2 separate regions of the Homo sapiens genome follow, and region 1 is linked to region 2. The links are chromatin loops, found by intact Hi-C in ENCODE. Cell type or tissue: prostate gland. All regions are shown on one strand. Links, peaks and the distances in the headings refer to the core of each region. The heading gives the core; the rest is flanking DNA. Region 1 overlaps LDLRAD4 (low density lipoprotein receptor class A domain containing 4). Region 2 overlaps LDLRAD4 (low density lipoprotein receptor class A domain containing 4).

What was found. Peaks named below come from ENCODE experiments on the same cell type or tissue, not always from the same donor. Only the 100,000 strongest peaks of a DNase experiment are listed, where the experiment ranks them.
Region 1: it touches region 2 in a loop (2.9-fold over the local background); 2 of 110 quality-filtered maps call a loop at or near these places.

Annotation. Positions count from the first base shown.
Region 1 is chr18:13,628,341-13,632,732 of GRCh38, reverse strand. The region is part of intron 5 of LDLRAD4 (low density lipoprotein receptor class A domain containing 4); the gene reads right to left. Among named protein-coding and RNA genes, the nearest start is that of MIR4526, 19 kb to the right of the region's middle. In prostate gland, for the core only: a CTCF peak has its summit at 2,415 (motif pointing right); a DNase peak (open chromatin) is centred at 2,412.
Region 2 is chr18:13,266,717-13,271,108 of GRCh38, reverse strand. All of the region lies in intron 1 of LDLRAD4 (low density lipoprotein receptor class A domain containing 4), which reads right to left. Among named protein-coding and RNA genes, the nearest start is that of C18orf15, 29 kb to the right of the region's middle. RefSeq lists a silencer at 2,445-2,739. In prostate gland, for the core only: no CTCF peak of the experiment used is centred there; DNase peaks (open chromatin) are centred at 1,432, 2,018 and 2,578; H3K27ac peaks cover 2,863 bases.

The DNA.
Region 1 (4,392 bases), core at 305-4,304, 360 kb before region 2:
TGTGACTGGCCGAATGGTGGGACTAAAAGAGCTGTAACATAAACAGGGCTGAAACATGCCCCTCCACTCACCACACTGTGGGGGACAAGAAGGAAAGAAGAGCTGTGACCCTTAGGGCAGCCCAGACCTAGGGTTCTCCTGGCCAGGGCTGTGACACCATCTTTGGGACTCTGCAGTTCCTGGTGTCTCCAAGCTTCCGGGTACCATCACATTCCCCTCATCCAGACGCAAGTGCCTGCAGTGGATGCTGCATGCAGTGTATCTGGTCCAGCTGCAGCCTTGCACAGAGCAAGCACCTGTGCCAGTACCTGGAGCTGCCTGCCCTGCTGCAGCAACCAGCGCACCTGGCTGTGCACAGTGGCTGGACCTTGCACTCACTTGCTCACACACCCCTCACCATTCTGTGCCTGGCTTGCCCTTGGCAGGTGTGGGATCTGGGCCAGTAACGTGAGCTGAGCGCAGCCTGCCAGGGGAAGTGGGCAGGATGAGCCCAGTGGGCATGAGCAATACTCAGGCAGAAGGCACCACCAGCCACAAAGGTTTCTGACTGGCGAAGTGACACCCTAAGGATCCTGTGACAATACTATTTCTGCATCAACTGAGATGATTGTGGGACAAGAACTTGGGACCTGCTGAATGAAGTTTGGGACCCCCAACTTCATTCTGTTAATGTAGTGTATGACACTGACTGAATTTCATGTATGGAACCATCCTTGCCTTCTGGGAATAAATCCCCCACTTGTTGATGATGTATAATCCTTTTACTTTTTTAAATTTAATTTTTATTTAGTATTATTATTATTTTTGAGACAGAGTCTCGCTCTGTCTTCCAGGCTGGAGTACAGTGGCACGATCTCAGGTCACTGCAACCTCCGCCTCCCGGGGTCAAGTGATTCTCCTGCCTCAGCCTCCCGAGTAGTTGGGATTGCAGGTGCGTGCCCCCATGCCTGGTTAATTTTCGTATTTTTAGTAGTGACAGGTTTCACCATGTTGGCCAGGCTGGTCTCGAACTCCTGACCTCAAGTAATCTGCCTCCCTTAGCCTCCCAAAGTGCTGGGATTACAGGTGTGAGTCACTGTGCGCAGCCAGTATAACCCTTTTAATATACTGCTGAATTTAGTTTGCTAGTATTTTGTTGAGGACTTTTGCATCAATATTTATAAGAAATATTAGTCTATGGTTATCTTTTTCTGCTGTGTCTTTGTCTGGCTTTGGTATCAGGAATGCTGGCCTCATCTCATAATGAGTTAGGAAGTGTTCCCACCTCTTGAAATTTCTAGAAGTTTAAGAAGGATTGATGTCAATTCTTTAAATGTTTGGTAGAATTCACCACTGAAGCCATGTGGTCCAGGTTGGAGATTTTAGACCATTGGTTCAATCTCCTTACTAGCTATAGATCTATTAAGATTTTCTATTTCTTCATGATTCAGTCTTGGTAGGCTGTTTCTAATATCTTTTCATTTCATCTAGGTTATCCAATTGGTTTGCATACAATTGTTCGTAGCACTATTTTATAATCCTTTTCATTTCTGTATTTATTGGATCATTTTTCTTCCAACCAGTACATCTCATATTATTAAAGGACAGTCGTCTGCAGCCATGACTTACTGAGGGTTCCCTTGTGCTGCACCATGGGCTGTCGCCTGCTGCCATGCGTCCACGTGTGCAAGGCCACACCACGCCCGAACCCTGCTGGGCTTATGCTCTCAGCTACACTCTCCTTTCCACACACACACAGAGGACCCCAGGAATGATCAGATGTGGGGACTGGAAACAACCAGGGAGAGCACTGAACACAGTGTTTTCCACCATGTGCTTTGCAGCCTCTTAGAGAGCTGGAAAATCCATTTAAGTGGGTCACAGCCAGCATTCCAAAAACTGAAACAGAACAGAAATGATCTGAGCACACTGTAAGTATTGTTTTGTAAAACCTCTGCCTTAATTGCATTATAGGAGGCTTTTGTGTTGTGATATAAAATGTATTTCTTACTGTTCTTCATGGCAAGATACAGATTGAAGGCCTCCGAATGAAGCCAGTTATCCCTCATTTTAGATGGGGGGAAACTGAGGACAGAGGGCATATTCCTCTCTAGGCACCTCGGTCAGTCTGCGGTAAAGCAAGACTACTGCTGGGTATTCTGATTCTACCCAAGGGCTAACCTCCCAGTGAATGAATGTATTTTATGGCCTCAAATAGTTGGAAATCTATTTTTCCCCTGTTCCACAGTGAGAATTTCAAAGAAGAGGTGAAATTGATCTTTGGATATTCAGCAACACCTTTGCCTTCTGATAAAATCAATTTTCCCTGTTTTCTCCCTTTTTTCATGCAGCCTCTCCACCATCCTGATATTTTATCACTACCGTCCTTTCCACTCTAGATGGCAGTCACAGCCTGGATGTGAGGCCAGTACCCCTGGCTGTCAGAGACTGCACCTCCCCCTTTCTTCCTCCTGGGGAATCCATCATCAGACTTCTCAGATTCAAGATCCCCCAACTCTGCTCAATCTAGGGCACGTCCCTTAAGAGAAAAGACAAATCATCTAGGAAGGTCTGCTGGAAGAAAAGGAAGGGAATCCTTTCTATTTCTGGGACAATGCAATGGGCTAGCGGGGAAAAGCAATATGAGGTGCCTCTCCCAGCTTGGTGCTGGGGTTAGTGAGCAATCGGACTTCAAGAGGAATCAGCCTGGGAATGAGAAAGTTCCAGGCAGCAGGAAAATGTGGAACCACACAAGATCCAGGCAGGCATCATCCTGATTTCAGCACCAGTTGCCTCGTCTCACATGTGAGAAGAAGTCAGAGCTCAGAGGGGATTTTCTGTGACCTTCACCCAAGGTCACAGAGCTGCTGGGGCTTTGCCAAGAGCCAGACCCCAGCCTGGTGAGCCTCCCCAACAGGGGCCACCCAGAGTTATGATCATTAAGATAATTTTTAATCTTCTTCTCTTTTTTTTTTTCAGAACAAACCACACCAACTTTCAAGGACTAAGCAAAAAATAAACCAACAGATTTTACTATTAGATTATTAATGCTAATACCTTATATATTTAAAAGATTACTATAAATTTGTTGATAAAAATGTTCATACATTTTATTTAAAATTATTATTTTAGCCACCATAGAAACCATGTTCAAATGAATTACTCTGGGAGTCTATAGATGCCCAGAACATTACTGCCTTTAGCATCAGTTTACATGATCAGAGGATGTTTTGTAATTGCAAAGGTAATACATGAATACATTCTTACCATAAAAGTTTTACTGCACAGATCAGTGTTCCTTTGTCCTTACTTCCTTCCCAGGCACAGCTGTCAGTTTGCTGTGGGTCCTTCCTGACCTTTCTCTACAGATCAGTTTGTAACTCGGACGTCAGTCTCACTAATTGAGTCGTGCTTGCCTTTGCACCAAAATTGTATCATTTGGTTTGATCACCCATATAATGAACAAGACTTAACTCTAAATGGATTTTGGCTGGTACCAAAAATCAAATCTATCCCCAAGAGCAAAACTATTTGCTCTTTGCAAAGGAAGATTTGCCATTGTGGAGAAGCTTTTAAAAAATTTCCCTTGATTAAAAAAACAAACAAACAAATAAAAACAACCCAGTCAGGTGCAGTGGCTCAGGCCTGTAATCCTAGCACTTTGGGAGGCTGAAGTGGGAAGATCGTTTGAGGCAAGGAGTTCAAGACCAGCCTGGGCAACACAGTGAGATCTTGTCTCTACAAAAAATTTAAAAATTAGCCAGGCATGGTTGCGCGTGCCTATAGTCACAGCTACGCAGGAGGCTGAGGCAGGGGGATCAGTTGAGCCTAAATGTTCGAGGCTGCAGTGAGTTATGATCATGCCACTATACTCCAGCCTGCGCAACAAAGTGAGATCTTGTCACTTAAAAATAACCCCAAAACCTGAAGGTAATTCCCAAACATTCTGAGCAGTGCCAACATCAGTAGAAGGACTATTTGAGACACTGTCACTTTAAAGATAAGCATTGACTCTTCCAAAGCTCTGCCCACTGTGGTTCAGGTGGGAATCTGCGTGCAGCTGGGGTCCAGCATCCTTATGCAGTTTCTGCCGGGCCGCTTGGCCTCCTGTTTCCCTTAATTGAAGGGAGATGTTCTCATTTTGAGGTGATGTGAAATTGTCTATCCTCTAATGCTTCAATTAGACATAGCAAAGGGCAAAACCTTTCAAATGACCACCTGGGCAGCCTGATAATTGGAAGTCCTTGCTCACTCAGACAGACATGCTGCGGCCAACCCGCCGGACCCTAAGCTCTTGGAAATGCAGTTTCCGTGAAATGCAGTAACGGAGAGCTGTCACTGGACAACCGACAAACACACACATCTGGTCTGTGGTGCAGCAGGGTCTGCCTTGCCTGCAGGGAAACGGTCCCC
Region 2 (4,392 bases), core at 179-4,178:
TTTAGTTGTTGTTTAGGTAAACTGAGCCAATAATAAACATATATTATTGGTCGTTCTCCTCCATTAAACTATGTTTGATCTTTCCTCTGTAAATCCCCCATAGTAGTAGTCACTGTGTACTTTCACACATTTCAAATGCAATATGTACACATGTATGCATATATACACAGATAATATCCAAATACATATGTACACAAACACACTCTGGGTTGTGGTATTTAAATACACACACACATACATATCACATGTATAACTTTTTAATTTCTAAAAACAATACTTAGTCTCATTATTTGAAATACATTTTCTCTTCCCTTCTGTCAGAGATCACTTCTTTAGTGCTGGCTGTGGTCTCCGCTCCTGCAGAGTTCTAGCCTCCCAGTGGAACCTGCCGACGCCCTGAGGAAGGATCCCTCGCAGCACAACCATGCAGGGTCCAGAAAGCAGAAAGCAGCTAACTGCATTCCGCTCTAGCCAAACAGAACTCACCCCATCTGTATCATCTACGCATAAACTTTGCAAATAAAGTCCTGGATCCAGTACTCTGAAATAACTTAATGAAAACACATTCTACTGCTAAAGTACCTTTGCCTTGGCTTCCAGTGCTGTGATACACTTGTACGCGGTAATGCAAATAGGCCTGGAACGAGCATACTTTGCCCTCTCGACCCGGCCAATTCAGACTCTACACATCTGTAGTGAGCCCCAAGGTTCTACATTTCCTTTTCTTTTTTTCCTTTTCTTTTTTTTTTTTTAAGAGACAGAGTCACCCAGGCTAGATTACAGTGAAGCCATCACAGCTCATAGCAGGCTCTGCTTCCTGGGTGCAAGTGATCCTCCCACCTCAGCCTCCCATGCAGCTGTGATCACAGGTAGGCACGCCACCAGGCCCAGCTAATTTTTAAAATTTTTGTACAATCAGGATCTTGCTGTGTTGCCCAGCCTGGTCTCAAACTCCTGGGATCAAGAGATCATCCCACCTTGGCCTCTCAAAGTGCTAAGATGTCAGATGTGAGCCACCATGCCCAGCCTCCACATTTCTAGCAAGCCCCCAGGAGACACCAGCACAGCGGTCCAGTGACACGGCTCTAGACAGCCCTGGTGTGTTTGCAGATCAAGGTAGCCTGCCTTGACTCCTCTACAAATACTTGTTCAAATCCACAGCAGCAAGAGCCTGCTGTGAAGGCAGCTATTCGAGTGATACCCATAAGCATGTTAACATGGATGTCAGGTGACGGACAGGGCCACATGGGAGGATGGAGGACAGAACATCCAAGGGGATACCAGGAGGAAGGGGTCGAAGAAGGCTGTGAGGACACTGAGTTTGAGAATGAGACCATGCCTGCTGCAGAAACCTATGAACCATTCAAGATGAAAAGAACACATCTCTCTGGAAGGAACTCCCACACTGCCGACTCAGACTGACTCCAAGTGTGAGCACATGACGTCGGACAGCTCGCTAGGGCCCCAGCAGGCTGGGAAACAGGCACGGATGCTACCAGCAGAAGCCACCACGCAAATGGGCTTCCCCTCAGGAAAAAAAAAAAAAGATCATCTACCCCGGTTCATTTGAAAAGACACAGATGCTCCAAATATTCCCACATTAACGGATCATTTTAATTGAAAATAGAGACATGCTTCTACTACCTCATCAGAGCACTAGTTCAGAGCACAATATCTGATTGTAAAGATTGTCACTGTGTGTAAGCCAGCTGCTTACATTTCATTGAGCCAGTGTTTTAAAAAATTACCAAGTTCCTCTTCATTTTACACCATTCTTAGAATATTTCCCAGTATTTTCTCTATGAGACCACTGAAAAATAACCATTGGCATTGAAATCTTGCTCAGCTTGGGAGCCACTATTAACTAGTTAAAGTTTGGACATGCTGCTCTACAAGCTACTAAATTAATAAGGGTAAAAATAAACTTCCAGAAAAGGCAAACCCTACATTAGTTCAGCCCTCTCGCATTCAAAGACATGCAGCCTTTCCTCATTCTTGTGGGTTTCATAAACTAAGAAGCACAGAACACTGTAAACTGATTTACTGGTTTCCATACATGCTGCCAAATTTCCACTTCTGCAAAACCAATTTCAATCAAACAAAAACCCTAAAGTTAATCTTCTAGTTCCTCACATGGTCCAATTTATTCAGAATGCAGGGTAAAAAGTTGGAAGACAAGAAATCAATTGTTGGCGAATAATGTCAATGTTAATTTACTGTCTTCATTTTTTAAATCACTACTTTGTCTCAGGATCATTTCCTCCTCCAAGTTCTGGAAAGTCTTTAAAAAGTGGACACTGCCAAACAATGGCCTTGTTATAAGCCAAAGTTTAGTTATTTTAAGGCATTTACTTTACTGCCTTTTAGCTGAAGTTCTCATGAAAATCTTTCCAAGCCACTAACTTTGTTAAGAATTTTTACAGGTTTACAATATAATACTGCATAGCTTCTAAACATTTCAGGGTTTTACTCTGCCCATTACTTTAGCCTTTAAGAAAGCAGCGAAGTCTGGAGTTAACAACTTAGGTAAGAGAAAGGGACGCCAAGAGGGGAAACGCTGGCAGTGACTTAACAAGGCTGCATTCCAAGGGAACAGCTAAAGGGCAGCCTGCGGTGTGAGGCTCCTTGTAAGAGGTAGCAGAGGCAGTCTGAAGGCACAGCATTTTGCATGTGCTGACTCCCTAAGAGATCTCCCTTCCTCTGCCTTCAGTAGCATGCTCAGATGTGCATATAAAGACCAAGAAGCCCCATATTTTCAGATGCTCAGATGAAACCATCTCCCACTAGGCCAGAATCCCAACAGGGGAGGGAAGCAGGGAGAAGAGTCAAGCCGAGGGGGGAGGAGGGTAAAGGAGGAACTGAGACTAAGGAAAACGGATAGAGAGTCCAGGACAGACTGGCAGGGGAGGCGGAGTGGGCACCATCTGCAGTCCATCGACAGGAACAAAATATTCTGCCCTGGGACAGGAAAACAAAGGAAATCAGTAGAAAACTATAGTCTTAAACTTAAGAGGAAAATATCTCTCCAGGCACATCTTGGAAAGTACAAGAGTTTCAAAAGACTAAAAAGAATGTGTCAAGCCAGGTGCACTGGGGGTAGTAGTTGTCGTCCCAGCTACTACAGAGGGGAGGTGGGAGGATCGCTTGAAGTGAGGAGTTCAAGTCTAGCCTGGGCAACATAGTGAAGCCTCATCTCTAAAAAATTGTTTTAAAAGAAAAAGAAACAATGCATTGGTCTGCCCATGTTACCTTAAGTCAAAGCTCAGGAAGGACAGTGGGTGACTCACAGTCTGTGCCAGTTCTCATGGCATGCAAGCTGTCACCAGGGGCCCCAGGAAAGCTGCTGGACAATCCTTACATGTGCGTGATTTCCAATCAGCCAGCCAGAATGCGGGGCCCCAGCCTCTGGCTGAAACCTTCCAGAAAAGCAAAAGATGAGAATGAACAAATGAAGTAGCTGGGTTACACACGACGTCTGAAGTGAGGCTTGCTCATCTCAGTTAGACAGCAGCAGGAGCTGGATCTGAGCGAAAACTGACGGCTGATCTCATACATGCAAACACCAAACACTGCAGAGGTTGTTTACAGAAAGTGAATTAGCATTCACAGGCTATGCCCCTGGGCAGCTTCACTATCCTGATCAAACTGTCCCCGTTCTTCTCAAATTCCACCACCACATGTGACAGGTGGAACGGGTGATGCTGGTTTTAAAATAAATGAGATAGACCACTCTTCCAGTAACTGCTAAGGCTGCAGGCCTGTGTGCACACACTAAAAACAATACAACACAGACACACACACGCGTGAAACTGACCAGTGATCAGAAGTAGAGTTTCCAGACGTTCCAAACATTACTTTGATAATTTTTAAGTGCACAGCAAAAAAAAAGTGTATCACTCTACATCTACATAATTACATACCAAAAAATGTTTCTATTAGAATTATTTGGCCCTTACAAGTGAAAGTACATTTTGCAAAGATAGGTGTCACTGAACTGCTAAAGCAATGTTAGCAGTCGCATTCATAATTCACAAGTGCAGTCTGAGAATATTTTCACAAACCTCTCCCTTGCCACCATTACCCTGTTGATTCTAACCAAGACCTAGGCGTGAACTCAGAAAATGCTGTTCTTTCACAAAGAGATTCCACATGAAAGGAGATCTAGCCTTCAGTCGACGTAAAAGATTTTCTACCTCACTGGAACATAAAATTGTAACTCTTAGTATTACTCTTACTCAGAATTCTGTTCATTTCAACTCTCTTCCTAGTCAGTGACTTGCCACCTCTGAGGCTGTGACTGAAACTGTAACTTACACTCGGAAGGCAGCTCCAAGGGTAGTGTGGGGACAGGACTCCAGGGATCTGCCCACGGGTCTGGCCAGGACTGCGGTG